Linked DNA regions of Mus musculus: all the other regions are linked to region 6. A link is a loop called in an ENCODE intact Hi-C map of the cell type or tissue named here. Cell type or tissue: left cerebral cortex. All regions are shown on one strand.

What was found. Peaks named below come from ENCODE experiments on the same cell type or tissue, not always from the same donor. Only the 100,000 strongest peaks of a DNase experiment are listed, where the experiment ranks them.
Region 1: a loop joins it to region 6, with 4 times the contacts of the local background. A loop is called at or near these places in 7 of 42 quality-filtered maps.
Region 2: a loop joins it to region 6, with 2.9 times the contacts of the local background. A loop is called at or near these places in 10 of 42 quality-filtered maps.
Region 3: it touches region 6 in a loop (5-fold over the local background); 3 of 42 quality-filtered maps call a loop at or near these places.
Region 4: a loop joins it to region 6, with 2.9 times the contacts of the local background. A loop is called at or near these places in 7 of 42 quality-filtered maps.
Region 5: it touches region 6 in a loop (4-fold over the local background); 15 of 42 quality-filtered maps call a loop at or near these places.
Region 7: a loop joins it to region 6, with 4 times the contacts of the local background. A loop is called at or near these places in 14 of 42 quality-filtered maps.

The regions. Positions count from the first base shown.
Region 1 is chr15:79,912,840-79,916,839 of GRCm38, reverse strand. It overlaps Cbx7 (chromobox 7), which reads left to right. Exons shown (of 7, transcript NM_144811.3): 7 at 1-1,033. It also overlaps a transcript of Apobec3 not described here. Among named protein-coding and RNA genes, the nearest start is that of Cbx7, 18 kb to the left of the region's middle. In left cerebral cortex, a CTCF peak has its summit at 2,390; a DNase peak (open chromatin) is centred at 2,367.
Region 2 is chr15:79,881,560-79,885,559 of GRCm38, reverse strand. No RefSeq gene overlaps it. Among named protein-coding and RNA genes, the nearest start is that of Apobec3, 8.8 kb to the left of the region's middle. In left cerebral cortex, CTCF peaks have their summits at 1,909 and 2,110 (motif pointing right); DNase peaks (open chromatin) are centred at 2,040 and 2,749; H3K4me3 peaks cover 1,536 bases; H3K27ac peaks cover 1,770 bases.
Region 3 is chr15:79,939,475-79,943,474 of GRCm38, reverse strand. It overlaps a transcript of Cbx7 not described here. Among named protein-coding and RNA genes, the nearest start is that of Cbx7, 8.8 kb to the right of the region's middle. In left cerebral cortex, a CTCF peak has its summit at 2,338 (motif pointing left); a DNase peak (open chromatin) is centred at 2,351.
Region 4 is chr15:79,925,393-79,929,392 of GRCm38, reverse strand. All of the region lies in intron 2 of Cbx7 (chromobox 7), which reads left to right. Among named protein-coding and RNA genes, the nearest start is that of Cbx7, 5.3 kb to the left of the region's middle. In left cerebral cortex, no CTCF peak of the experiment used is centred here; DNase peaks (open chromatin) are centred at 1,586 and 2,171; H3K4me3 peaks cover 1,037 bases; H3K27ac peaks cover 1,577 bases.
Region 5 is chr15:80,078,450-80,082,449 of GRCm38, reverse strand. Rpl3 (ribosomal protein L3) reads left to right here. Exons shown (of 10, transcript NM_013762.2): 2 at 1-60; 3 at 667-835; 4 at 1,419-1,554; 5 at 1,898-2,084; 6 at 2,600-2,760; 7 at 3,642-3,743. It overlaps Snord83b (small nucleolar RNA, C/D box 83B), which reads left to right and starts at 3,871; the gene lies at 3,871-3,947. It overlaps LOC115488570 (a small nucleolar RNA gene), which reads left to right and starts at 1,364; the gene lies at 1,364-1,418. In left cerebral cortex, CTCF peaks have their summits at 1,632 (motif pointing right) and 3,844; DNase peaks (open chromatin) are centred at 502, 1,520 and 3,851; H3K4me3 peaks cover 657 bases.
Region 6 is chr15:79,750,752-79,754,751 of GRCm38, reverse strand. It overlaps Gm16576 (predicted gene 16576), which reads right to left. Exons shown (of 4, transcript NR_045069.1): 4 at 1-2,243. Among named protein-coding and RNA genes, the nearest start is that of Gm16576, 10 kb to the right of the region's middle. In left cerebral cortex, a CTCF peak has its summit at 1,530 (motif pointing left); DNase peaks (open chromatin) are centred at 702 and 1,537; H3K27ac peaks cover 774 bases.
Region 7 is chr15:79,828,903-79,832,902 of GRCm38, reverse strand. Npcd (neuronal pentraxin chromo domain) reads left to right here. Exons shown (of 9, transcript NM_001013362.2): 5 at 3,925-4,000. Cbx6 (chromobox 6) reads left to right here. Exons shown (of 5, transcript NM_028763.3): 5 at 3,925-4,000. Among named protein-coding and RNA genes, the nearest start is that of Cbx6, 3.4 kb to the left of the region's middle. In left cerebral cortex, CTCF peaks have their summits at 674 (motif pointing left), 1,657 (motif pointing right) and 2,325 (motif pointing left); DNase peaks (open chromatin) are centred at 3,346, 3,643, 3,730, 3,984 and 4 more places; H3K4me3 peaks cover 1,609 bases; H3K27ac peaks cover 1,889 bases.

The DNA.
Region 1 (4,000 bases), 160 kb before region 6:
AGGTGGGGAGACCTTGGTGTTCTTGAAGCCCCAGCTCCCAGAGAGGTGAGGGTGGCTGGAGCTTTTCTTTGCTGCTGGGTTTGATGGCCCACCATATTGGGGGACAGAATCCCTTCGGTGTCATGCTTCCCATCCCTAGGGGCATGGGACTAAATGCCTGTACAATTTGAATTTTGATCATGAGACCCCAGGGGGGGCTTTCCAAGCAGCTGCCTTCTGTCTTTTGCAGTAGGCGGTGACCTTTTATCTCACGGGGCCCTTTATGAAACCCACCAGTCCCTGGAGATTGTGGACTAGGCTGGATATCCCTCAGGGTAGCCATGTAGCTCTGAACTGCTGGAAACTGGCCGCCTAGGGAGAATGGCAGAAGGCTTCGAGTGGCTATACACAGGCTTCTCCTAGCCTGAAGCTACCCAAGTGGACAGTAACACGCCCCCTCTCCACCCACATACACTAACCCCATACAGGGCCAGTACTCCATGAGCCAGCAGTGGCGACCACCTGCCTATCTCTTAACCCCTCCCCCTGCATATTTGAATGTAGAGGTTGGGTTGAACTTCCCCCTCCCTGGGTTGGGGTGAAGATGTGCCTCAACCTCTGGTGTGGACACTTGTGCAGTGCCACAGTTGAGCCCATTTGGCCCACGTGGTTCTCATCTGGTAAGATGGTGATCTTATTGCCAAGTTCCTTCCACCTCCTGCCTACCGAGGAAGTAGCTCGGTGTCAGCGAGGTGGTATCGATTTTGCTTTATAAATGGCGGGCCAGACCTGGCCACCAGGTCTTTGCGCAAGACCGCTTCCTTTGCACACAGAATGAGCTACGAGCTTTGTTCAGACGACCTGAATGTATTGGGAGGAATTGGGCATAGGCCTTCCCCCGGGGGGAGTGCGATGGGAAGAGTAAGCAGGTGTAGGCTGCAGTTTTATTTTTGTACTGATATTGGTAAAAGACTGTATAGCATCTATTTATTTAGATGATTTATCTGATAGATGAGGCAAAAATTATTAAAAAATACATTAAAATGTCTTTAGAGACTTCTGTGTGTCTGGTTGTTTGTTTTGATGGTGTGATAACTGTGTGATACCCCACCCTTACCCTCAAACCGTAGCCCAGGACTCCGTGCCTCCCAACTATAGTCCATGGTATGGGACTATAGACATCCAGTCTTCTGAACCCAATTAAAATCAGCTGAGGAGAGAAATGAGCCTAGCGTGTCAGGGCTGGGCCTGTGGCCGTGAACCTTGCGGTTCCTCTATATCTTCTAAGAGTAGCTGGTTCTAGAAGACTGGGTGTCAGCAGCTTGAGTGTTCAGTCTCAGGCTGGAGAACCAGGTCAGTCATGAGGCTGACGCGCACTTACATGGACTCTGCACACCTGACAAGCTCGACACAGGCAGTGCAGAAAGCATGCACTGCTTAGTTCTCTCGATGGCCTGCCCTGCGCGGCTGTACAGGCAGGACTTGACACCTGCAGAGGAACCTTGGGTATGTCCGTCCACAGCCAAGATGAGAGGTGATGTCAGGAGAGCCTCTGGAGGTATGGTGTCCACTGCTCTACTGAGCTCAACTCCACAGAGGGCCCACAATCTCCAAGACTCTGCAAAGAGGTGGCCCATGACAATAACAAAGGAGACAAGCTTCTTGGTAGGATGGCCATTGGTCCTCGGAGCTGGTGCTGGCCCCAAGGTTGCAGTGGACAGTATTCATCTCTCTCCTTCAGTCCCCACAGCTGGCATTTCCACAGGTCAGTGCATTCATCAGAGGGGTCCAGAGCCCTTTTATCTTACCAGGCCATGCCTCTGATACTGTCTGTCTTAGTCTCCACCGGGAATAGGAATGGCGAGGCTACTCAGCTCCAGCTTCTGGCAAGCTCCTCTCTCCTGGATTGGAGGCAGTAAACCTCGGGGTCAGTAGCAGCCTTGCAGCGATGAGATACTATGTTAGCGTTGTTTCTTCCATTGGCCCACTGGTTGTGGGAGGCAAGTACCCAGCTTCAGCGGCAGGGTTTTGAGGCGCCCCCTGCACTGCTCGCCTGGCAGCAAGGATGTCTCTGTTCTAAGGAGCAGAGTCTACATCTGCATGAAGGCCCTATCTAGCCTCCAGCCCTTGCCATTTCCTGACTGGCAGCATTCAGCATTCACTGGGCACCTGTTCTAGATCTTACAGAGATGCCATCTGCACACACACACACACACACACACACATACACACACACACAGGCTTTGTAGCACATTGTCCCCACAGACCAGCTGCCCTGGATAGTATTGCACGGGGTGGGGCGTTGAGTCTGCGGACCAGGCCCACACAGCTGCATCCCCCCTCACTAAGAGATCTTTGCTGACTGGAAGTTGCTGCAAGGGAAATGCTTATGGGGTAAGCCCAGTGTCTTGTTGCCCATAGATGGCAGCAAGGACCCAGGTAATATGTACCCAAGTCTGAGTAGGTGTTGGAACAAGCACATATGAATCACTGTAAAGTTGTGGTCCTCAACCTTCCTAATGCTGCAACCCTTTCAGTTCCTCATGTTGTATTGACCCCATCTAATCATAAAATTATTTTGTCATTACCTCATAACTGTAATCGTGCTTCTGTTATGAACTGGAATGTAAACACCTGATCTATGGCTTGCCTGGGGGTCGCGACCCACAGGTTGAGAACCATGGCTCTGAAGGGCCGGGTGTCCCAAGGTGACCAACCACCTTCTACACTATCAAGCAACCTCCCTGAGGCTCAGCACCATTTGGGTCCCACCCCCAGTTCTCACCTCTGACAGATGAGTGGCTTTGAGGCAGCTTTGGGAGGGGCTGTCTATGAAGAAGTCTCACTTAGCCTCCCCTGCCCGTCTCCCTGCCTTGCCCCAGCGGCTGTGCCATTGGGCAGATGCTTTGGTGAGGACTGAGGCTGGCATCACCCACTGTGATGGAGGCACAATGAACCCCCTCTCCCTCATATTTCCTGGGAGTCCTCTGTGGTCCTTTAGAGCACAACCTTAAAGGGCTGCAGGAGAGATGGCTCAGTGGTTATAAACACTGAGTGCTCTTCCAGAGGTCCTGAGTTCAAGTCCCAGCAACCACATGGTGGCTCACAACCATCTGTAATGGGATCCGATGCACTCTTCTGGTGTGTCTGAGGACATCAACAGTGTACTCACGACCTTACTGCTGGGGAGGCCAAAGCAGAAGAAGGATCAGAAATTTGAGGCCAACCTGGTCTATATCTTGAGACCCTGTTTTAAGAATAAATTATTAGAAACCTGGACTTGAGTCAAGCATGGTCCTACCTGTCTTTAAAAGTATTTTCCAGTCGGGCGTGGTGGCGCGCATGCCTTTAATCCCAGCACTCGGGAGGCAGAGGCAGGCGATTTCTGAGTTCGAGGCCAGCCTGGTCTACAGAGTGAGTTCCAGGACAGCCAGGGCTATACAGAGAAACCCTGTTTTGAAAAAAAACAAAGTATTTTCCAGCAATCTGGAAGTAGAGGCAAGCAGATGTATATACGTTTGAAGCTAACCTGATGTACATTAGAGAATAGCATCCAGTCAGGATCACAATAGGGGAAACCCTGTCTCAAAAGCCAAACAAAAAGCCAGGCACAATGGCCACCCTTGCTTACTATAACTGCAAACGTGGACGCAGAACACAGGAGCTCAAAGTCACCCTTGGCTCATGTCCTGGAACCCTGGGATGTGCTCTGTAGACTGGACTGGCCCCCCAGTCAGAGATCCACCTGCCTCTGCCTCCCGAGTGCTGGTATCAAAAGTGTGTGCCATCACCTCCTGGCCCAAGCTATGCAGGGACTTTGAGAATTACCTCGGTTATGTGAGACTTTTTAACAAAAAAAAAAAAAAAAAAAAAAAAAGATAAGACAACAATGAAAAAGAGGACGAAATTAAGAGGATCAGGGAATTGTTCACATTAAATCCACTCCAAGCTTCCACCACCTCAGAGACCCAAGCTGTCCTAAAGTGTTTTCCCGCACGTTACCATCAGCCCCCACGGGTTC
Region 2 (4,000 bases), 130 kb before region 6:
TTTCTTCCCACCATTTGGATTCTGGAGACGCTTGGTTCGCCATGCTCAGTGCTTCTATCTGTGGGGTTGTTTGTTTGTTTGTTTGTTTGTTTGTTTGTTTGCTGGCTGAGACCAGGTCTCAGATAGCCCAGGCTGACCTCAGACTCATTGCATAGTGTAAGATGACCTCACACTCTTGATCGTCTTGCTTCCTCCTTCCAAGTGCTCAGATTTTCAGCTTGTGCCTTGACTCCGGGCAACAGTGAATATTTATATAATCCTCAGCATGTGTGGGTCAAGCATTCTTTAAAAAAAAAAAAAACTTATTTACATTCCAGTCATTGCTCCCCCAGGAGCCAAGCATTCTTTATATTTGGCTATAATGATAGCTAATATAATAATAACACAATAAACTAACAAGTCAGCTGGGGCCCGCATCCAGCACTGAAGGAACTCTACTAAAGTTCTCACTTATAGAACAGAAGTGCAGACGAGCCTGTGTGACCCACCACCTGCCAGGGCCCACATCCATCACCACCTGATGCCACTTGGTAATGCCTGCCGTGTTCACAGGTGTCCAGGAGTGACCACTACTCTGTGGGTGTCAGCCTTCTCCTCCTGGTTCCTTGAACTTGTTCTCCAAATAGGTTCTAGGACAAAGCAAGGCCATCCTTCCTCAGCTGCTGCAGAGGACGGGGTCCATCTCATCTCTAGCCAACAGTATCACGTGTTTATGAAGACTATAGTTAGTGTATGTGATGCTCAGGATCAAGCCCAGGGCCTCAAGAGTGCTAGGCTAGCAAGTGTTTTACTGACTCAGCCACATCCCCAGACAGCTTGCAGTGGGTTCAGGTTGGGAAATAAATAGCACGTCAGGGAAGCAGGTCTGACTTTTAGAGGATGCCACTAGGCGGGGACACTGGTGGCACACCCCTTTAATCCCAGCACTGAGGAGGTAGAGGCAGATGTATCAAGAGCTACTCAGAGGAAACCTTGTCTCAAAAGAAAAAAACAAAAACAAAAAAACAAACCAGAGGCCAGAGAGATGGCTCAGAGGTTAAGAGCACTGACTTCTCTTCCAGAGGTCCTGAGTTCAATTCCCAGCAACCACATGGTGGCTCACAACCATCTGTAATGGGATCCTATGCCCTCTTCTGATGTGTCTGAAGACAGCTGCAGTGTACTCACATACATAATATAAATGAGAGAAATAAACATAAACACAAACAAAACAAAAGCCAAAAACCAACAACAACAATAAAATAAAACCAGAGTAATGTCCAGTGTGGTCCAGGAGAAAGCAGTTTAAATACACACACACACACACACACACACACACACACACACACACACACACGGTGAGGTGAGGGCACAGCTAAGTACACGGAACAAACCAGATAGTGTCTTTTGCTGTGGTGTTGTTTTGACACTGGGCCTCATTAGGCTGACTTTGAACTTGAAAGCTGGAATTATCTACCCAGCATGTATACATGAATCTTTTATATACCATCTATCTACCTATTGTCTACCATTTATCATCCATTCATCTATACCATTTATTACCAATCTATCAAGTTATCACCTATCTACTATCTATTGGTCACCCATTGATCATCTATCATTTTATTTACATTATTATTATTATTATTATTATTATTATTATTATTATTATTATTATTAATTTTATCATTAACTGATCTACAAGGATTTCAGCTTCAGGGCCATTTTGACGTTGACCACGGGGCTCAAAGCCCGCTCTCTTGGCCAGAACAGAACCCGCTTGGTCATGTCGGGGCTCTGGCCTGAATTCCTAAGGAACAACCTAGTTCGCTTGCTCATGCTCTGCAGTACGCTGCAGTTTGGCGCCTGATGCGCAGGACCCATTTCTCCCTTCCTGTTTCAAAGCCCCGAGACTGGAAACACAATGGAATTTGCAGACTTGGTTCGCTCTATTCGGCCCAGGCCACCCCCAGATTTTCCGTTGGTTCCGCTGGTGGGTCAGCCTCCGGGAAAACAGCCCAGCGGAGGATGCGGCCGCGCCATTCACCCTGCAGCTGCGCAGTCTCCTGTTGGGACGCCAGGGCGGGTCCTCTTGTTGTCCCCGCCGCCGCTGCTTCTCCGGCCGCCGCCTGCAGGGGGCGCCGGGGTCCGGGGAGCCGCAATCCCTGCCGCCACCTTCACCCCTGTGACAAGATTGTGCAGATTTGGGTGGCTATGCACCTCAGAGCTCAGAACGGCACGTGGGCGCTGACATTTCAAACTAGTTATATCATGGGCCAGCGATGTCTCCGGTGATAAAAGACTGCGATTGAATAGTTTTGCAAGCTACGAATCTATACCAATATCGGAGAATATTCCTAATATCCAGTGCGTGATTAGTAAGGAGCAAACGCAAGGCTGGCTTGAGTAAGGGGAGCACCGAGATCCCGAGCAAGAGAGAACGGAAGGGCCCAGACTTGGGATTCGAGAAGGCAGGTGCAGGTTTTCAGAGAGGGAGCCTGGCAACAGACGCGCATCCTGTTAACCAGTGGCTTTCCTTTGGGCCACCAGGTTAGGTGAACCAAGAACCAAGGGGTTTGACTCCAGGAAGCCTTTTTCCACATATGCTAAGTATTCCTGGGGCGGGGGTCCCATCATGCATTTGCACTCAGTGGCCCTCAGTGGGCCAGCAACACCTAGAGATGCTGATTGCTATGGATCTTAAAGCTTTTTGTATGGAAGTGATGTCATCTATGCTCACATTGCATTGGCCAAAGCAAATCACATGTTCACAGCGTACCTCAAAGATGGAAAATCTGATTCCATCCTGTACCCAAAGAGGGGTGGGGGTGCGGATTCTGGGAGCAATCCTGAGCCTGCGCGTCTCCCTGCCACTGCCACTCAGTTGTGGTCACGGTCTCTGAACGTCTGTGCCAATAAATACGGCAAGGAAAGGGAGGGAATTGCTACTGTGTGCCGGTGTCAAGGTTACCTTTATATCCTGACCTTAAGGTGGACACATTCTGGTAGATCAGGGTCCCTGGTTAGCATCAGGGTCCTAGCTGGGACACAAAAGACCATTTGCTAAATTTCAGCCTATCCTCTGTCATTCGGTTACTAACTGGGTGATGAGAATATTTAGTTAAGAATGGAGGGAAAGGGGGACGATCAAGTGGCACAGACCTTTAATCTGGGCATTTGCAGATCTCTGAGTTCAAGGCCAACCCACATAGTAAGTTCCCTCTAAGCCAGGGCTGAACAGTGAGTCCCTATTTCACAAGACAGTAACGGAGGTAAAGAAAATTTAGAAAACAGCATATCACAGTCTAGAAATCCAGTAATATTCTCCTCTCAATGATTGAATTATTTTTACCATTTGCCTCTATTTCTTTCCTGTATGAAAGCACTCAAAACATACCCAAAACCTGTTGTAGAACCTTGAAAATAAAGTAGAAAATTAGAGTTTTACTATGTAGCCCTGCTTGGTCCTATACTCTGCCCAGATTCTACCACCTGCCCTCCTGTCTGCCCCCCCTCCCCCCGTATTACAATTTAAGCTACAATGCAAAAATAAAATCTTAGAAGCTACCACTTAGAGGAGATACCTTGCGTAGAAAGGAATGAGGAAGATTCTGATTGGTCTAGGGCTTCTGCTTTCAGGTTACTGGTTTGTTGTTGAGTATGCTTAGTTGCTATTATATTACATTGTATCTATGACTTTAAAAGGTGAATCAATGTTGCCAAATGGTTCTTTATCTATAACAACGAATACACGATGTCTAAGGGTCAGAGAGAGGGCTCACAGATAAAGGCGCTTGCGGCCAAGCGAGGGGAGCACCTAGAAGAACAGTGGGATGAGCCACCTTCAGTCTCTCCCACTCACATGATAGAAGAATATGGATGTATACAAGTTTTCTGATCTCAGTATGTATATGGGTGTGTGAAAATGCATACCAGGAACAAACATAAAATAAAAGCAACTAATCAGAAAACTGCATGGCAAGCACAAAGACTGAACAGTTCTCCAGAGCAAGCATGAGAT
Region 3 (4,000 bases), 190 kb before region 6:
ATAGGAAAGTAACTTTCCAATTAGGTCAAGTCCCTGGGGCCATTCAAGGACTCAGCACCTTGTTTGATTCCCTAGAGCTCACATGAGAAAGCGGGCATGGTGGTGTACGCGGTAATGCCAGCACTGGGGAGATGGGAACTGGCTAATGTCTGTGGCTCACTGGCCCGCCCAGCCTAGCCTACTTGGTGAGCTCCAGGCCAGTGAGAGACCCTGTGACAACATAAGTTGGACACCCAAACTGCAACGGAGTTGTTCTTCACATACATATATGCATCCCTGCTGGTATAAACAACACATGCTCACACGCACATGCACACACACTTTTTAGGTGCAATGTATATAAAAAAAAATCTGTAAAACATTCAGAGACTAGCATTATGCCATCTATGTGACGAAGCTTTTTGCAAAGGGTAGTCAGTCAGGCTTCTGAGGACCCACTGGAGCCCAAGCCAGTGACAGCTACTCTCTGGGTTCGGCAGGTAAGGAGATACTGAAAAGTTAGCAAGGGCCAAGGCTAAAGGGTCTCTTTGCTTGTACAGTTGTTTCTTCAAACGATAAATGTTGGGTTAGTGTTTCTCAGCCCCCAAAGTCAATGGTCATTTCTCACAAGCCATCCATCTTCATCCTGGAGCACTACCTGCTGAGCTGCATTGTCCTTCTCCCGGCAGGCTTGGCGAGGCTGCCTCATGTTGCTTAGCCCAACCCAGAACCGCCGAGGCCCCCTGCTCCTTGCCTGCCTTCCCAGCTGGCTCTGTCTGGTGGGATCTGGATTGGTGCTATGCCTGGCCTGGATTGTCTCTTCCCCCCTCAGCCATACCTGGTTTTGGTGTTTCAAGACAGGGTTTCTCAGTGAAGCCTTGGGCTGTCCTGAAACTCGGCTCTGTGGACCAGGTTGACCATGAGGTCAGAGATCTGCCTGCCTCTGCCTCCTGAGTGCTGGGGTTAAAGGCACACGCCACCACTAGCCTAGCTCTGATTTAAAACCATTTCAATTGTATTTTTGCATTATGATACATCCACAGTCATTCTACGGCCCACACAGCTAGCCACTGTGTGATGGCAGCTTCCTGGCTAAGCTCATGCACCCCCTGCCCTCGCTATTTGCATGGTTTTACCATCACTAGTTAGTTCTGGGTTTGTTGGTTCCTTTGTGGTTTTGTGATAGATCTTAGGAATCCCAAGTTGGCCTTGAGCTTTCCATCTTCCTGCCTCTACTTTCTGAGGACAGAGGCTAGGGTTAGTAAGCCACTGCGCCCAGCACCTCCAGACGGCTTTGTGCGTGCTGAGTAAGTGCATCATTCGCGTGGTTTTGGAGGTGGAGAGGCAGCTCAGTGCCTTTGTCCGTTCAGTATTTTAAAAGATTTGTTTGGCTTCTTGCATGCCCCTTGTAGTTCATTCGGTTTCAAGTCTGTGTCATGACCCAAGTGTGTGAATAGCTTGGACTTAACTTGTCGGACCTCCAGGATTTAGGGGCTGTTTCCAGTTTGGAGATTTAGGATCTGTTTCCAGATCAGGGTGGTATAAATATTGTTTTGATGAGTATTTTGAAACCTGCTTTCTGTCGCGCATTTGGAAGAGTCACCCTGAGGAATGAATGTCCCAGGAAGACCACTGGGGGAGGCTTGAATGTGTTCAGGTGTGCCAAGATTTGCAAAGATTTCCCAAGGGATCAGTACACTCGCCTTTGCCGCAGCCAGCTGTGCATGTCAGCACGTGCAGCACTATCAGATGCCAGTCAAGTAGGGGTGAAGTTATAGCTCATTTGTGGGGTTCGTTTTGTTTGCTTTGTGTATGTACACACGTTCGTGTGCCTGTGTGCGCATGCACGCATGTACACGCGGAAACGGAGATCAATTCCCAGTGTCTCTGTCAATCATCCAAAAATTTGAATTTATTTTGAGTGTTGTGCAAAGGTATGTTGGCATGCATGTGCCAAGGCATATGTATGGTAGAAGTTACAGATGATGGTTGGCAGCCATATGGGCGCTAGAAACTGAACCTGGGTCCTCTGCAAGAGCAGTAAGAGCTCTCAATCACTGAGCTATCTCTCCAGCCCCACACTTTTTTGAGCTTCTTCGCGGTCCAGGCAGACTTCTTGCTTTGTAGCTGAAGATGACTCTGCACTCCTATTCTGCCTCCACCTCTGAGTTGCTGGGATTACAGACATGCGCCATCATCTGGATGCTCTCTTTTTTCTCCTTAAGAAATGATTTCCTGGGGCTACAGAGATGGCTCGGAGGTTAAGAGCACTCAATGACTGCTTTTTAAGCTGTCCTGAGTTCATTCCCAGCAACCAACCACATGGTGGCTCATGACCATCCATAGTGAGATCTGGCGCCCTCTTCTGGCCTCTAGGCATATATGCAGGCAGAATGCTATACATAATAAATTTGGCAGGGATAGGGGAGTGGGGGTGATTCCCAGCTAGATAGATGATTCCCAGCTATTTCACTCCTGGGCCCATACCCAAAGAACTCCGTGTCCTGCTACCATGACACGTGCGCGTTGATACTTAGTGCTTCTCTATTCACGAGGCAAACATTGAAGGAGCTTAGATGACGGACGGTGGGTGAATGGATGTGTGGTGAGTATATATAAAATAAGATGTGTGGATCCTCTGTAAGGGGAGAGGGAGCCATGAAATTTGAAGAATAAAAACCGATGGACCCAGAAAGTGTAATTATTAAGCAGCGTGACCCAAACTTTTGAAAGAAAAAGAAATGAATGTTCTCCCTCAGATGCAGCAGATCTTATTAGCCTTTGATGTATGCATGTATATGTGTCGATAGCTATAAGTGTGGGTGAAGTAGAACATTTAGAAATAAGACCAGAAGAGGGTAATACTAGTCAATGGAGGAGGCCAGAATGCAAAATGATGTGAGCCATGAAAAGGACAGCAAACTCAGCTGATTGGTAATTTTCTTCCTGATTTCACCTCTCTCTCCTCTCCTCCTCCTCCTCCTCCTCCTCCTCCTCCTCCTCCTCCTCCTCCTCCCCCCTTCTTCTCCTTCATCTTTCCCCCAAGACAGGGTTTCTCTATGGAGCCTGGCTGCCCCAGAACTATAAATTACGTTGGCCAAACTCAGAGATCTTCGTGCTTCTGCTGGGGTTAAAAGCATTCACCAAAGCCGGGTGGTGGTGGCGCACCCCTTTAATCCCAGCACTCAGGAGGCAGAGGCCGGCGTATTTCTGAGTTTGAGGCCAGCCTGGTCTACAGAGTGAGTTCTAGGACAGCCAGAGCTACACAGAGAAACCCTGTCTCGAAAAAACAAAAAACAAACCAAAAAAAGCATTCACCATCACCACCAGTGTAGTTTCGTTTTTATGGTTGATATGTGAATTCAATTTTCTGAAGGCGTGAGAAGCGTGTTTGTATTTCAGAAGAATCCAGCATGGGTTCTTTCTTGGAGACAGGCGCTGAGAATGCTGGGCTTCGTCTTTAATTACACTGACCGTCCGTCCGCGCAGTGGGAATTAGATGTGGCTCCTCACTGAGTACATTTGTCACACTGACCCACTTAAGAGTGAGTTTTCTCAGCCGGGCGTGGTGGCGCACGCCTTTAATCCCAGCACTCGGGAGGCAGAGGCAGGCGGATTTCTGAGTTCGAGGCCAGCCTGGTCTACAAAGTGAGCTCCAGGACAGCCAGGGCTATACAGAGAAACCCTGTCTCGAAAAACCAAAAAAAAAAAAAAAAAAAAAAAAAAAAAAAAAAAAAAAAAAAAAGAGTGAGTTTTCTCTTCATTTGTTCCTCTGGAACAGTAATTACAGACCACTGTGAGTCACCACACAATGCTGGGAATGAACCCAGGTCCTCCCCAAGAGCAACAGGTGCTCCTAGATTCTGAGCCACCTCTCCCCATAATTATATTTTTAATCTTAACATTCCAGAGTTTATCATTTACATTAAGTTTTAAACCACATAGAGTCCACATTATTAGTCAGTAGCCCCCCCCCCCCCGTCCGAACCGTTCCCACAAGGACACCCAGTAATTTTAGGAC
Region 4 (4,000 bases), 170 kb before region 6:
GCCACCTGGAAGCCCTTGGACAAAGCCTCTGCCTCTGTTTGCAAGTCTTCAAATACCGAACCCCCAAAGCATCTCCTAGAGCCAATTGTTCTGGGATTTGGACTGATAGTACAGGGTGGGGTGGGGTGGGGTATAAACCCTGCTTTCCTTTTGGAAGTAAAGATTCTATTCTAAAATAGGAAAAATACTACCTTCTAAGGGGAAACTGAGGCTCAGAGAGAGAGAGAGATCATTACAGGACCATAACTGCCAACCCCCACAGCAAGCACCCAAGGCGCCTGTGGGAGGCAGGTCAAACTGCCAGGGTGCCCCACCTCACTGGGAGAGCAGTTGAGCCAAGGGTAATAAGGCCAGGGCCTCTGATCATCAGCTGGTTTTCAGGGAAACTGGCTTGGAACAGAGGCTAAGAGAGTGGGGGGTGGGTGTAGCCTTGTCTTGGACCAGGATGATATCCTCCCATTTTGTAACTACTACTCATGGCTGAATAAGGAAGTACTAGTGACAAGAAGGCGCCCTTGCCTGGCCCCTGCAGAGCCATTCTGTTCCTGCCCATTTTCTCCCCAGCAAAAGGCAACAACAGCCTCCCCTTCCCAAGTGAATGTGGTAGAGGGAAACTCTTGAATCTTGGGGGGGGGGGGTGTCAATCAGGCAGAGGGTGTTAACTCCAGGTGCTCTGTTTGCCTCAGAGACCCTTGAGTACTTTCATGTTTGCCTCTTTCTGCCCTGCACCCTGCAGCTCCCCCCATGTCGGAGTCCCTCATTCTTATCTTGCATAAATATTATAGCTCCATCTTTTCAGAAAGACTGCTCATTGGCACCTGAGGATTTACATGAGTATCCTGGCATAAGCCAGGTGTCACCACTTTTCAGATGGGGTACAGAAACTCAAATGAGATCCTGGCCTACCCCGGAGATACACAGCCCGCACCACCAAAGAGGCCCTAGTGTGTCTTGATGTTAGCTTTTCTGGTACCAGGCTATCTTGCCTCCTTATGAACTTTGGTTATGATTGACAAGCTGTGACCCAAGGCAAAACCCTAACTTTTAACTCTTCCTCCATTTCCTTGTATTGAAATGAAGCCCTCTAGGAATCACTAATGCACTCAGGTATAGGCAGCGAAGTACAGAGCATAGGTGCCTCCTCTCAAGGCCCAGAAGCCTGGTTTAGCCCTGGTAGCCATACCACGCTCCTTGGATTTTATAATGTGTCCTACTCAAGTACTGCGAGTCACAGCATAACACATCGAATCTTCACATCTCAAAGCGAAGGGATTGCAGGGAGACCCGCTCTAGAATGAGGATCAGCAGTTGAGACGGTTGAAACTGGAGTCATGGAGCTGCAGCCGGGCCGGCCTTGCTCCACGCGGCCCTAACTAGCCCAGTTTCTGTTTACATCACGGCAGGCCCCTCCCCCACCCAGCAACGGCCGGCGGGGACCCAGCGACCTGTCTTGCTGGGGTGTCGCGACCCCACCCCAATCGCCTGACTCCAGCTCGCTGGTACTGCGTAGCTGGGTCGGGTGCAGTAGTAGAGCTTGTTTACCGGGCTGTGGCAGTGCGGGGGCGGGGCTACGGTCACGTGGTCGTGTTTATCTCCAGCAGGCCGTCGTGCTCCGCCCAGATAGGTTTCCAGAGATGTGGGTTTGCACCCTCATTCTGCTTGAATGCGCAAGCGCTGTGCTTTCTGTAAGTCAGATATTTGCAGCGCATTTTGCATCAAGTTTTGGGCCTCTCTTCAAGACCTTGCTGTTTTACTTGGCCTCGGGGACTGGTGGCCTCCCACCTCCTTCTGTCCCACAGCTTCCTCTCTTCTGCCAAAGGGACTTGATTCTAGGATCTTGGCCCCTCTCTAATGTGGTTTCACAGCTTGCCGGGCTTAAAGACCCGAAATCTAGGCAGCGATCCTAGCCCGGGAAGTGACCTTGGGCAAGTTGATTAAGCCCTGTGCCTCTTTTCAGCTCTTAACTGGCTTGATTCTTTAGGAACCTACCTTTGTGAAATACATGGGGGGTGGGGGGTTGGCAGTTCCTGGGGGTAGCCTGGTGCACTAGGTGTGGCGGACTGTGGAGGCAGTTGTTTTTAGATGAATGAATTGAGGTGTAGAGAAGGGTAGGGACATGCCAGGAAACACCTAGCTGCTCCGACAGTAAGAAGACAGTAAGAACGGGCCTGGGGGTGGGCAGGTAGCGAGCAGAATGCATGAGCGCCACCTGTCCTGGTGGGCGGGCAGCTCAGTAGCTTTCCCAGAACCTGGGCTCTGAAAGGCAGCAGGCCCTGGATTGTTGCAGTCGTAGTTGCATTGGGCCTGTTCAGCAAGGGCCAGTTGGGAAGGGAAACCACAGAAACCTGGCTCTTGTGGAGAGTTAGTGGGTAGCTGTTGACCCAGAAGAGGAGATTGTGTTCTGGGCTGGTGATGCTTATTGCTGAACGCCTAGAGGCAGTCCACGGTCCTGTGTTTCTCCGAGTCCCGTGTCCCAGAGCTCTTACATACAGTGTCTCTCTGCCTCCTTTCTCCTTGCTGAGAGCCCTCCCACCCAGTTGTCTGCTTTCTCCAGGAAGACCTTGGCCTGATTCACAGAATATGACTGGCTTTGGGTTCAAAAGATTCATGTAGCACCGGACTGGTGGATATCTGACTTTGAGGCCAGCCTAGTCTACAGAGTGAGTTCCAGGATAGCCAGGGCTACACAGGAAAAAAAAAAAACCTGTCTGGGGATATATATATATATATATATGTGTGTGTGTGTGTGTGTGTGTGTGTGTGTGTGTAGTGTGTGTAGTGTGTGTATACATACACGTGTGATATACTTTGTATCTTTATATTTCATTATGAATTCGTATTTTACACCTTATGTATCCTTCATATATGTATCCGTATTTTATTCCTTGATAGTTTCATGTATGTATAATGTATTCTTTTTCTAATAATAGTGTCTTTCTTTCTTTTTTTTAATGAGTACATTGTTGCTATCTTCACACACACACCAGAAGAGGACTTCAGATCCCATTACAGATGGTTTTGAGCCACCATGTGGTTGCTGGGAATTGAACTCGAGACCTGGACTAGCTGTCGGTGCTCTTAATCCCTGAGGCATCTCTAGCCCCGTGTATAACGTGTTATAAGATATGAATGATTACATCTTGTTACACACGTGAATCGTTTTGCTTGCATGTTTGTGTTCACCACCCAAGTGCCTCAGAGGCCAGGGGAAGGCATGAGATCTCCTAAAAGTGGGGTTGTGAATGGTTGTGAGCTACCTACCTTGTGGTCGCTGCAAATGGACTCAGGTCCTTTGCAAGATCAGTAAGTGCTCTTACCTGTTGATCCATCTCTCCAGCCCCTAAATGTGGCCATATTTACCCCATCTTCCTTTTTTGTTTTGCTGTTAGTTTTGTTTTTCATGATAGGGTTTCAGTGTCCTGGAACTCACTCTGTAAACTAGGCTGGCCTCGAACTCAAAGAGATCCACCTGCCTTTTCCTCCCGAGTCCTGAAATTAAGGATGTGTGCGTGTACATGTGTGAGGGAGCATGTGTGTCTCCCTTTGGAAGTTAAAGGATAACTTGCTTCTCTCTGCCTAGTAGGTACCAGGGATCAAAGTCGGCTTGTCAGGTGGGGCAGCAATCGCCTTTACCACCTGAGCCACACGTCCAACCCTCAGCTCCTTTTAGAAAATATGATTTGGGGCTGGAGGAATGGTTAAGGGCATTGGCTACTCTTTCAGAGGACCAGGGTTCAATTCCCAGCACCCACATAGCGGCTCACTCCAGTTCCAGAGGATCTGGCGCCTTTCACAGACATATATGTAGGCAAAACACCAATGCACATAAAATAAAAGATCTTTTTAAAAAATACATGGTTTATTATTATTATTACTATTACTACTACGATTTTTTTCTGTATGTATGTGGTTATGTACACATGAGTGCCAGTGCCTGGAGACCAGAAGAGGGAGCTGGGCCCTCTGGAGCTAGGTGATACCTGTGAGCTACCTGTCCTGG
Region 5 (4,000 bases), 330 kb before region 6:
TTCTGGGTTACAAGGCTGGCATGACCCACATCGTCCGGGAAGTTGACAGGCCAGGATCTAGTATGTACAGTACTTCCTTGTCCAACTTGGGCTGTGTGTAATTTTGCCTGTAGTTACAGTAAATTCCCAAAGGAGCACAATAGCTTCATCCTGGGGTGCTTTGTGGTAAGTCTAGAACAAAGCCTGACTTAGTGTGGTAGTGCCCACACTAAGGGAGCCTAGAAGTGTTTTGGCCTAGCGAAATTTAACACAGATTCCTGTGCAGAGTCCTGTTGGGGTAGTTGGTTGTTTCCATGCCAGTGCCTGTTATCAACCCTAGGTACTCTGAAAAGGTAGACACATTTAACAAGTGTATTCTGGACATGAAACCAGACTAGTGATAAAGCTCCTCTTTGAGACAGTCTAGATAGCACATGGCATTTTGCTACTTCAGTGGTGATAGTCACCACCTGGCATGGTGCCTGTTAGCAGCCTTGCAAAGTAAGTGGAGGTTAGAAACTTTGGCTCAATTGTTAAAAGCTGCAGTTGGAGAGCCCGCAGTTCTGAAGAGCAGTCCTGGAAGGCCCAGTATTCTGATGCGGAGACAGCCATTCTGTCTAAATGGATGCTTGTATGTGCTGGGGTATTTGTGCTCCCACTGAAGCTTATGCCTGTTTGTCTTCACAGAGGTGAACAAGAAAGAAGTCGTGGAGGCTGTGACCATTGTGGAAACTCCCCCAATGGTGGTTGTGGGCATTGTGGGATATGTTGAGACCCCACGAGGCCTCCGGACCTTCAAGACTGTATTTGCTGAGCACATCAGCGATGAGTGTAAAAGGCGCTTCTATAAGAACTGGTAAGAGGCTCTTGGGTTCCCTTAGAAGTAAGGGACACTCTGAGCTGGGATGTAAAGTGAAGGAAGTTGGATCAAAGGTTTTTTGAACCAAAAGCTGACTGTTAACCCTTGAGGGTGCTGGTCAGTCCTGGTTAGCAGAAGTGTTAGAGTTGCTTTGACACTGAAGTGGCAGGGAAGCTGGAAAACAAGACATCCTGCATCTGGGCCTTAGTGTGAGGTAATCCTTTGAGGCTTGGATGCTGGCCTTGTCTGTACTAGATAGGTCCCCTGCCTCTGGCCTGAGCCCCTGACTTCCACTACTATGAGATGTGCCCCCAGATAAAGGGATGTTCTGGTGCCCTGGAGCAAGAGTTGTGTGTTGTGTATATTTGTGGCTTATATTAACCTGTGGACCTCTGCTCAGCTCCGCTCGGCTCTGCCCGATGAGCTTCATCCAGGCTCCGCTTGCCGGTGGAAAAGGCTCCTTAGAAGCCGGCAATGAGCCCCATCCCCAAATGGTGCCAGTCTGCCTTCCTCTCACCTGTTGCAAGGGTGATGAAGGCCTGCACCGGGCCCCTCCCCCAACTGTGCTCTGCTCCTGAAGGCACAAGTCTAAGAAGAAGGCTTTCACCAAGTACTGTAAGAAATGGCAGGATGACACAGGCAAGAAGCAGCTGGAGAAGGACTTCAACAGCATGAAGAAGTACTGCCAGGTCATCCGCATCATTGCCCACACTCAGGTAAGCACCTAAGGTTTGGGGCATTTTGCAGGCATTTTGTGATCCGAGGGGATTAGAGACATTTCTGGTGTCTTAAATCAACCAGCAGAGGGCACTGTGACACTGAGGCTTGCTTCTCTAGATGGTCTTACTGTGCTCTATCTGACTAATCTGAAATGATGGTGTGAGATTGGGCCAAGTATTCTGTTTTCTAAACACATTGCTAGTTAGGAACCATTTAGTAGCTCATGCATGAGTCCACCAACCACTGGCAAAGTCAGGTCTATTGGCTTTGAGCTTCTGGTGATTTACTTTCTAGTCCATTTGCCACCAGCCTGATATAAGCTTCATCTGCTTCTTTTAGATGCGTCTGCTTCCTCTACGCCAGAAGAAGGCACACTTGATGGAGATCCAGGTGAATGGAGGCACTGTGGCTGAGAAGCTCGACTGGGCCCGAGAGCGGCTGGAGCAGCAGGTTCCTGTGAACCAGGTGTTTGGGCAGGATGAGATGATTGATGTCATTGGCGTGACAAAAGGCAAAGGGTACAAAGGTAAGCTTTGCTGTAGTTTGTGGGTGATAATGTGAGACCCTGGAACGTACACTGGACACAGCACCAAGTGATGCGGTGGCAGCGTTTCCTTGCCTGCCTGCCTTCTGGGAACAGCAGTCAGCTGGTCAAGTTGACCAGCTTTTAGAGAATGAGCTAAGAAAAGGAGTAACACCTCAAATATGTGGACCCAGTCAGTTGACCTCACCCTTAATGCCAGGTGGCCATGAAGGACAAATTGGGCTCCCTAGAGTACATATCTGCCTCAAACCAATAAACACATGGCAACCTCTGGCCACATAGTGACACATGAAGCTGCAAATAACTATTTAGGCAGACAACCATCCAGTCTGATTTTAAAATAGGACAGGAATGTGGGGTTGGGATTGAATTCTGATATTCAGATTTACCCATTGTTAGATAATTTTGTAATCAGTGAACTAATCACAGGTATTTTGAGTACTCATTGGGAAGGGACAGGAACGTGCCCAGCCCCATGAAGTTAACATTCTTTCCAGGGGTAACCAGTCGTTGGCATACAAAGAAACTGCCCCGAAAGACCCATCGAGGTTTGCGCAAAGTTGCCTGTATTGGAGCCTGGCACCCTGCCCGTGTTGCCTTCTCTGTGGCTCGAGCTGGGCAGAAAGGCTACCATCACCGAACAGAGATTAACAAGAAGGTAAGGCTGATTGGGGATCCTGCAAATGAGAGAGGGTATTGGGTTCATAGAACAGTCAGTCCTAGGAATCCATGACACTGCCTAACCCAGGTTTAATTAATGCCCTAACCCTTTCCCAGGAAATTTTTGTTGTTATTGTTGGAAATTTTTAAAGGTTCAATTATAAGTAGTTTAAAAAAATTTGAGTATACTGTAGCTATTTCCTGACACCACTGAGGGCATCAGATCCCTGTACAGATGGTTGAGAGCTCTACCATGTGGTTGCTGGGAATTGAACTCAGGACCTCTGGAAGAGCAGTTAGTGCTCTTAATCACTGAGCCATCTATCTCTCCATCTCTATAAGCAGTTTTTATGCATTTTGAGATAACAGCAGCATAGCATGCGCTGCCTTGGAGTTGTAGCAGTCCTGTGTCTGCCTCAGGATTATTAGGATTACAGGCCTGAGTTGCTACCATACCTAGATTTAGTAGTTTAAGATGCTTGGTAATGGCCGGGCGGTGGTGGCGCACGCCTTAATCCCAGCACTTAGGAGGCAGAGGAAGGTGGATTTCTAAGTTCAAGGCCAGCCTGGTCTACAGAGTGAGTTCCAGGACAGCCAGGGCTGCACAGAGAAACCCTGTCTCGAAAAACCAAAAAAAAAAAAAAAAAAAGATGCTTGGTAACTGTAAAAGAGGAGCCGCTTACCTTTGTCCCAAGTTCTAGAACAGAGTTCCAGCAAATAGTGTTTTAATCTGGCCCATTACATGGGAAAACACAATTATAGACCTCCCACTTTATGCTGATTTGGGTAACAGGCCAGTCACTGACATTCAGGGTTTCTACCTGACTTTGGATGCTGGTTCTCAGGACTGACTTCTCAGTTGTTGACTCTCATGTGCAGATTTACAAGATTGGTCAAGGCTACCTCATCAAGGATGGCAAACTGATCAAGAACAATGCATCTACTGACTATGACTTGTCTGACAAGAGCATCAACCCACTGGTGAGTGCTGGGGGCTGAGCCTTAGGATATATCTGGGACAGGACCTGCCATGCGTGCCTCTGCACAGCAACTAGCTGAGTCCACTAGGTGGGGTTGGTGAAAGATGTCAGAATCAGCTGTTCTGTGATGAGGCTCTGGAATGTGCGCTGGGCACAGCGCCCGAGAGAGACTGAGGAATTATTCCCTGTTGCCTTCCTTCTGAGAACAGCCCTGTTGATCTTAGTTGCCTCTGATACAGCTAACTGCCCTCACTGACC
Region 6 (4,000 bases):
GGGTACAGGACTCTGAAGGGGACTCCGGAAGGACAGCTGGCAGAGCTAGGGGTGCTGGACAGAAGTACAGGCTCACAGTCCCAGCAGGAGCCCTTTGTGAAACTTCTCCAGTCTTCCTTGACCACACTGAGGACAGAATCTTCTGGCTTTGAGGACTTGGTCTGGAGAAGCAGAGGAACCATCTGTTTTGTATGGGCCCCTTACCAAGCTTAAGGCTGTGGACACTGCTGTCATTCAACAGTTAGCTGTTTGAGGCATGGGGGAGGGGGGTCCCTGAACTCACAGATCAACCATAGAGGAACCTGGAACGTTAAACACACAGGGCTGTTCCTTCGCAGGATGGGATACACAGCCTGCTATGTGCATCTCATGTCTGATGGGTGAGCATCCGTGAGGTTGACCAGGATTCCTAGCAACAGAGTCAGCCCAGCAGGCAGGCTGGGGGGGAGCCTGTGCCTGACCAGAGACCATCTCTCTGCCTCTTATCTGAGTGAATCCAATGTTCAGAACAGAACCACAGCTGCTTCTCTGGGTTCTCTGGACCCCCTGTGGTCTCCCACACACTCTTCCTTCTTCCTCCCATCTCACCTTGCTAAAAGCCACATGTGCTGCTCGGTCCTGGAATGGTTGGTGTGGGCCACTCCTATCACGAAGCAGCCAGAGCCTTGACTGTAAATGCAGCTAGTGTGAACAGTAAGCTCCTGGGCTGAGGTGCCAGGGAACATGGAGGAAGGAAGGCCTCCAAGGAAGCACTGGCCCCAGGGGCTCTCTCCACGGATAATCTCATTGGAATGGAGGGGTTTGGCAGGCCCCAGGGAAGTGAGGAGGGTCCCAGCTTTTCAGTCGAGGATGCTATGAGTAAGGGATGGGCAGAGCCATGACGGATGGGGTGAGACTCACATGTTATGGGCAGGAGGGAAACCCTGGAGCGGTGGGCAGGGAGTCTTAAAGGCAGAAAGGCAACAGAATGGGGATGGAGAACTCAGGCCCCAGACCAGTAAGAACCTGCCCTGCCAGCCCAAAATGGAGCTGGGCTGCAAGCCATGCTGCAGGCACTGGAGAGCAGCTACCTCTTCACCACAGCCCTCATTTGTACCCTGAGCCTGATGACCTGGGAGTAAACCCCCAGACCCCACGTTCCCCATATGTCTTGATAACAGCAGCGCTCCACCCTGGCTTGCAAGACCCAACATAGCTTGGTCCCCTCCCCTCTCCCTAGGACCAATGTTCCTGGCACTAACCCTGGCTCTAGGGCTTGGAGCCCCAGAAGTGCAGGACCTGAGCCATACTTACTAAGCGCACACCCTGGGGCACCAGCACCACCCAGTTCCACCTTCACATCGTCCAGGTGAGCTGGACCCAGCTGGGCCTGCTGCGACAGAAGATAAGCTCATGATGTCAAGTAGGAGCAGGCCCACCTGAGGAGCCCAGAACTCTGTTGGTAAATTCCTCAGCCCTGTCCCAACCATCCTGCCCCCCTTCTGTGAGTCTACCAACCCAACAGCTTTCTGCTGCCGGCGGTGCAGGGCGACCTCTGGTGGCCATACATGGGCATAGCATGGTAATCCGTGCCTGCGGGAGACTTCCGGGCAGAGTGGCTAGTCAACCACTGACCACCTCTTCAGGCTCATCAGGCCAGAAGGGAAAAAAAGATATAGTGGTTTTGAGTCAGCCAGAAACAGACTTCTGCTCTTCATCCGCAAACATTTATCAAGCACTTCCTCCACACTCTTCCTTGCATAGATAGGTACTGAGGCACTGGAAGCCTAGTAGGTTGGCCCCCAGGCTCCCTGGAGCTACAAGTCAGCTAGGGCCTGAGCCTCCACTTCAAGCTCAGAGCCCACAGTGTCAGTTCTGCCCCTTCTGAGACATACTCATGGGGATACAGTGACCTGGCCGGCCTAGCACCAGCTATTTCCTTCTTCTACCATGTGGGCATCACACATTCTCTTCTTCCTGAGGGTCATTACAAGGGCCGCCAAATCCAATACATCAGCATCTCCCTCCAGGGTCAGTCCCAAGAGATCACCGAGTGACAAAGTGGTGCTTGGGGAGCTTCTGATGGCCCAAGGATCCATTGTCGGGCTCACTGGGTTCTCGGCTTGGCTTGGCCTGCAACGGGGCTGTCCTGGGCTATCTGGGTAACTTCTGCTTCCACAAAACCCACAGGCCATGTGGGCATCAGTGCCTTAGCTGGGGACATCAGGTAGGGCCATCTCCTCTGCTCCCAATTCCCAGTCCTCCTAAAAAGGAAGTGTGACACCTTGGGCTTTTCTCCATCTTGTGGCTGGGGTGTCACCTCTAGAGTGGCTCCCCCAAATCTCTGTTCCTCCTAGGAAGTGACCATACTGGTTAGGTTGTGTTTGGGTATTTTTGTTTCTCTGTGTAGCCCTGGCTGTCCTGGAACTCCCGCTATACACCAGGCTGGCCTTGAACTCTGAGATCCACCTGCATCTGCCTCCTGAGTGCTGGGATCAGAGCTGTGCGCCACCACCCCACCCCCAGCCCCCAGTAAGTCCTTGTTTCAGACAGATTTGTCCAGGGAGCCCGGACATGAGCAACAACTGGAGGAGAGCAGCTAGAGTGCGGGAAGTGGTTGGAAGTGCTTAGCTCTCAGCTCAGGCCTAAGCTGGGAGTCTGGCGGTGCTCAGAAGTGCATGGACATCTCAGCAGTCTCGCTGGTGTCTAGGCGCACCCTGCCTGTTTTCACGGGGAAAGTGAAACAGGACAGGCTGCAGGCTGCTGCTTCCTCATATCTGAATACCCTTAGGCCATGGTCTCATGAACGCCCTCAGAGCCCGCCACCATTTCCTGAGCAGCCTAGGGGAGCTGCTTCCCCTGGCTCTCTTACTCCAGGAACCTCGCTGCATTTCCTTTCCTGCCTTCCTACTTCCAACCCAGATACCTGGACTAGTGCGCGCACGCGCGCACACGCGCGCGCACACACACACACACACACACACACACACACACACACAGAGTCAGTCTCTCTCTCTCTCTCTCTCTCTCTCTCTCTCTCTCTCTCTCTCTCTCTCTCTCTCTCCTCTGTGTGTTCCTGTGCAGGTCTGGAGGTAAATACAGGAACCCCATTGGTTCCTTGGGTGAGGAGAGCGCCTGAGAGAGCAGGGAGGGCCTCCTGATGCGCTCTGTGATCAGCTGGATGTCTGCAGCTCACACAGTGAGGGTCCTGGTACTTTCGAGACTGAGGCGGATTTCAGACCTGCAGGGACCCCAGTGACAGTCATCCCAAAGCCATCTAAGATGTACTGCATAGATTTGCCTGCCCATACACTGTATTTTAATGGTTTTGTTTGTTTGTTTGGTACACTGTATTTTAATGGTTTTGTTTGTTTGGTTGGTTTGATTTTTCAAGACAGGGTGTCTCTGTATAGCCCTGGCTGTCCTGGAACTCACTTTGTAGACCAGGCTGGCCTCAAACTCAGAGATCCCCCTGCCTCTGCCTCCTGAGTGCTGGGATTAAAGGCGTGTGCCACCACTGCCCGGCATTATTTTAATGGTTTTAAAAAGTTTTTGAAATAAGGCTGGATGTAATGGTACAAACTTTTTTTATTAGATATTTTCTTCATTTACATTTCAATGCTATCCCCAAAGCCCCCTATAACTTCCCTCCGCCCAATGGCACAAACTTTTAATCTCAGTATTTGGGAGGTAGAGGGAGGTATACCTGTGAATTTGAGGATAGCCTGACACACTAAAAGTCCCCCACAATTAACCTTCACACTAACTCTACAAAGTCATCCTTTGGAACAGGAGAGATTTGACAAGGGCCCATATGATTAACACACCAGTTTATGGGATTCTCCATGTTATGAGCCCCCACACTTATGAGGCCTGTCTAGCAGGGCTGAGAAAACCATTGAACCCAGGGAAGGTCCTTGTTGGTCCTCTGAGGTCTGAGGCAGAGGTCCGGTGACTTCCATTAGAACAGCCTCATGGTCATTGCTAGCTCAGCCTGCTGCTGCTAGATGCTTAGAAGATA
Region 7 (4,000 bases), 78 kb before region 6:
TCTGGAGGTTCCAATGAAGATGGGGTGGGGCATGGTGAACATAGCCTGTTTGGCAAGAGAGCGAAGAACTTCATGGGAAGCCATCTTGGAGAGTTAGGGGTGTTTTTGTTTTTGTTTTGTTTTGTTTTGTTTTGTTTTTGATGAGGAAGAACAGAGCCTGGGAAGAGGAGAGCAAGACGATCCCTGATGGCCACTTAATGCAAGGCGGTCAGTGTCTGCCTCCGTAGTTTCCCTAAAGAACTAACGATGCCCCAGGTCTTCTCACCAAATTTGGCACCAGCACAACACGGGAAGAGCTCCTTGGAGAAGAGACTGCAAGATGCAGAACCTCTTAATCTCCAATTTGTCCAAAGAGCTCCAAGCTCAGTGGGGGAAGGGTGGACCAGACCCCGCTGTCTTGGCCCCCTGCGCTGTCTTGGCCCCCTCCGCCAGCCAAAAGACTGGGTGTAAAGAATTAGCCTTGGACCAAATGCAAATGTGGCAAAAAAAACCCCTTGGTTTCTGGAATCCTATTGTCGCGTACCCCTACTCCCCCGCCTCTAGCCACGGTGCATCTTCGGGGATTAACTCAGCAACCTTAACCCTGATGCTTGATGGTGGGGAGGGAGTGGGCAGAGCAGCTGGAAGACTGGTGGGCTGTGTTGACAGCTTGTTGGCGCCCCTGGAGCACCCTCTAGTGGTCAAGGCGGTAATGATCTTGAGTATGGATTCTCAAAATGCCCTTTTCTTAAAAGTTGTCATTTCCCATTTGTTTTGGAACCCAGCAGTGCTGAGTCCTCTGCACGAATCATCTCCTTTAATCGTCTCAACATCCCAGTGGAGTTGATAGTACTAGTCCACTTTTATAGGTGGAAGTTGAACACACATCTGTAGGAAACAAGGCTCAGAGATGCTAGGGCAGGGGGTGGAGCTGCCTGCTGTAGAGCCTTAATCCAGAATTTAGGAAGCAGCTGGTGTGAAGGGATGCGGAGGGAGGTAGCTTAGGCTGGACCTGTTGCTTTGTGAGTAAGAGGCAGTTCAGCAGAATACACAGGTTTTTCTGCAAGGAGGAGTGCTGAACATCCTGGCGCCTTCTTGAGATGGCTGCCACGAACCCATTCCACACCATGGAAAAGAAACAGGTTAATAAGGTACCCACCACCACAGAGAGCTAGCAGCAGTGTCTCAATGCTGTCTGCAGTCCTCCCCAAACCCTGTAGCCACTCCTGTCCTGTTAGTGCAGTGAATGTGGCCTGCAGTGATTTCGAAATTCACTAAGCAGACCCAGGGCCTGTCAAAAACCTCCCAACCCAAGGAGAATAACATCTTTTTGTTTGTTTGTTTGTTTGTTTAATACGTGAGTGCTTCTGTGTGTGTGTGTGTGTGTGTGTGTGTGTGTGTATGTGTATACCATGTTCGTGCCTGGTGCCCATGGAGGCCAGAAATGGATCCCCAGAATTGGGAGTTACAGGTATTTGTGAGATGCCATGTGGGTGCTGGGAACTGAACCTGGGTTCTCTGGAAGAGCAGTCATTACTCTTACTCTTGAGCCTTCTGTTCAGCCCGAGAACTGTATCTTATGCAGTATGTTTAGACACTGTAAAGTAAGAGATTTTTCTTTTTTTTTTTTTTAAGATTTATTTTTTATTATACATAAGTACACTGTAGCTGTCTTCAGACACACCAGAAGAGGGCGTTAGATCTCATTATGGGTGGTTGTGAGCCACCTTGTAGTTGCTGGGATTTGAACTCAGGACCTTTGGAAGAGCAGTCAGTGCTCTTACCTGCTGAGCCATCTCGACAGCCCCGAGATGTTTCTTATAAGCCATTTGAAAGCATGTTTTAGGGAAAGCTGGTTTCTCAGAAGCCTGGTACCTACCAAGTACTGGCTGCCTCCAAATGTGTGGTCAGCAGGTGCTCTAATGTTGCTCACAGGAGGACACCATGGCAGGGACTCACTGAGATGGCGCAGAAAGGGAAATGAGGTTTGGACTGTTATCTTGGGTCCACTGTTTGCACACATCCTGACACTCCAAGGACCACCTGTTTCCCCCCCTCCCCCGTAGGAGCTAGCTAGTCAGTGGGGGCTGGAGAGATGGCTCAGCAGCTAAGAGTGCTATTCAGTCAGAGTACCAGATTCCCAAACACCTGCAACTCCAGCTCCGGATCTGATGATGAGGAAGTGGAGGCAGGATGCAGCGTGAGAGGATGGCAGGTCCTTGTTTTTGAAGAGATCCCTTAAGCTCCCCCATCAATGTACCTGGGAGGGGTGTAAGGGGCCCCTTGTGGAACTCAACTGGACAGAGCCCTGGGAGCTAGCTGTGTCTGGCTCAGTGCTGCCACCTAGTGTCAGTTAGTGAATGTGGACACTCCAGCCTGGATACAGAGCCCCGTAATCTTCAGATGTGTTTCTTGTCCCTTGAGGGTTTGGGGCTCCCTGGTAAGAAGACATCTGTTCACTATAAGCCAGGAGACCCCTGACTGGTCGTGATCTGGGTTTGTCAGGAGGTGTACAGGTTTTCTCTTTGTACTCATTAAGCATCCAGTGTGTGGGGACTGTGGATGGAGAGTCCCGCCCACCCCCAACACAGATTCTTTCTGGGGACCCCAACAAATTATCCATGGGAGTAAGCTCCTCCTTGGTGCCCCTAACTTCTCCTAACTAGACTAGAGTGTCACAACCGAACCCCATGCTTTGCCCCATGGTGGCTGGGGTTGCTATTAGAGTCAGGATTCTTGTCTTTCCCTATTTGGTCCTCAGCCACAGCTGTCCACTCTTATCTTTGCATCCTCTGAGCACTGGGATGTGGCCTGCATGGGTCTCTGTCCTCATGTCCCACCCTGGCCTCAGAAACTGCTGGGATTCTCTCCATATCCTGGCAGTGTCCGGTCTGTTTTCCTCTCTGCGTTCCATAAAGTCACCACCTCCTGCTAGGTAGCCCGTGTCTCTAGAAAGTAGCACCTTATGGAAGGCATCCTTCAGAGTAGAGCTGTGCAGCTGGCCCTCATCCTTAGAGAAGGAAAGGCTGGCTATGGAGAAGTCGTGTCTGCTCTCTGTTCTAAGTCATCAGGCAAGGGGTGAGCTGGTGTGGGGCTCTTGTGAAGTCACTAGCAGCTGAGCTGCTGTTGGGTCCTGGGGCTTTTCAGAGATCACACTTACCTCCACTCCATTGTCTTGTGCCCACCCACCCGAGGCCTAGGCTAAATTCTCACACTGGCTTCTGAGTATAGGCCTTTGAACCGTTGGTGTGAATGCACTCTTGCCTAGGGTCAGGGCAGAGAGTGGCTGGAGCAAGGGCCTTTCTTGAAATCATGGTCATCTGAGGTCAGGGTGAATCTACTCTGGCACCAAGAAAATTAGCCCTTGGAAGAGTCCCAGGCTTGCCTGGGATCCGTAACAGGGAAAAGGGTTCCTCACAAGGTCCCTGTCATTATTGCTGAAGCAGCAAGAATGGCGGGGTAGTGGGCATGGGGAAGGGTAGGGCAGTGCGCACACACGATGACTTAGGGGTAGTAAAAAGACCTTAAGAATTACCTAGCCCTTGTAGACAAATTACACACCACCGCCTCTCTGGACTGGTTTCCTGTTTGGTTTGCTTTGGTTTTTTAGAAGAGTATTATGTAACCCATACTATCCTCAAACATACAGTGTAGCTGAAGATAACCCTGAACCTACGGTCGGTGCACCTGCCTCCATTTACAGGTGTGCCCCCATGTCAGGTTTATTTGGAGCCGGGACGGAACTAGGGCCCCGCGCATTCCAGGCAAGCCTGAGCTGCACGCCCCAGTGCACTTTCCCTTTAATTGTCTGAAGGGTCATAAGTCACTGATTGTTCTGGGTACTCTTTCTGAACGTGTACTGATGGAGCTCGGGGCTATCTGGCACAGGGGTGTCTAGGGACCGCGGGAAGTCTTGAGGTCCCACACACGCCCCTTTGCCCGCAGGCCCGGGCCCAGGCGGAGGCCCTCCGCATCAGTGATGTGCATTTCTCTGTCAAGCCGAGCGCCAGCGCCTCCTCGC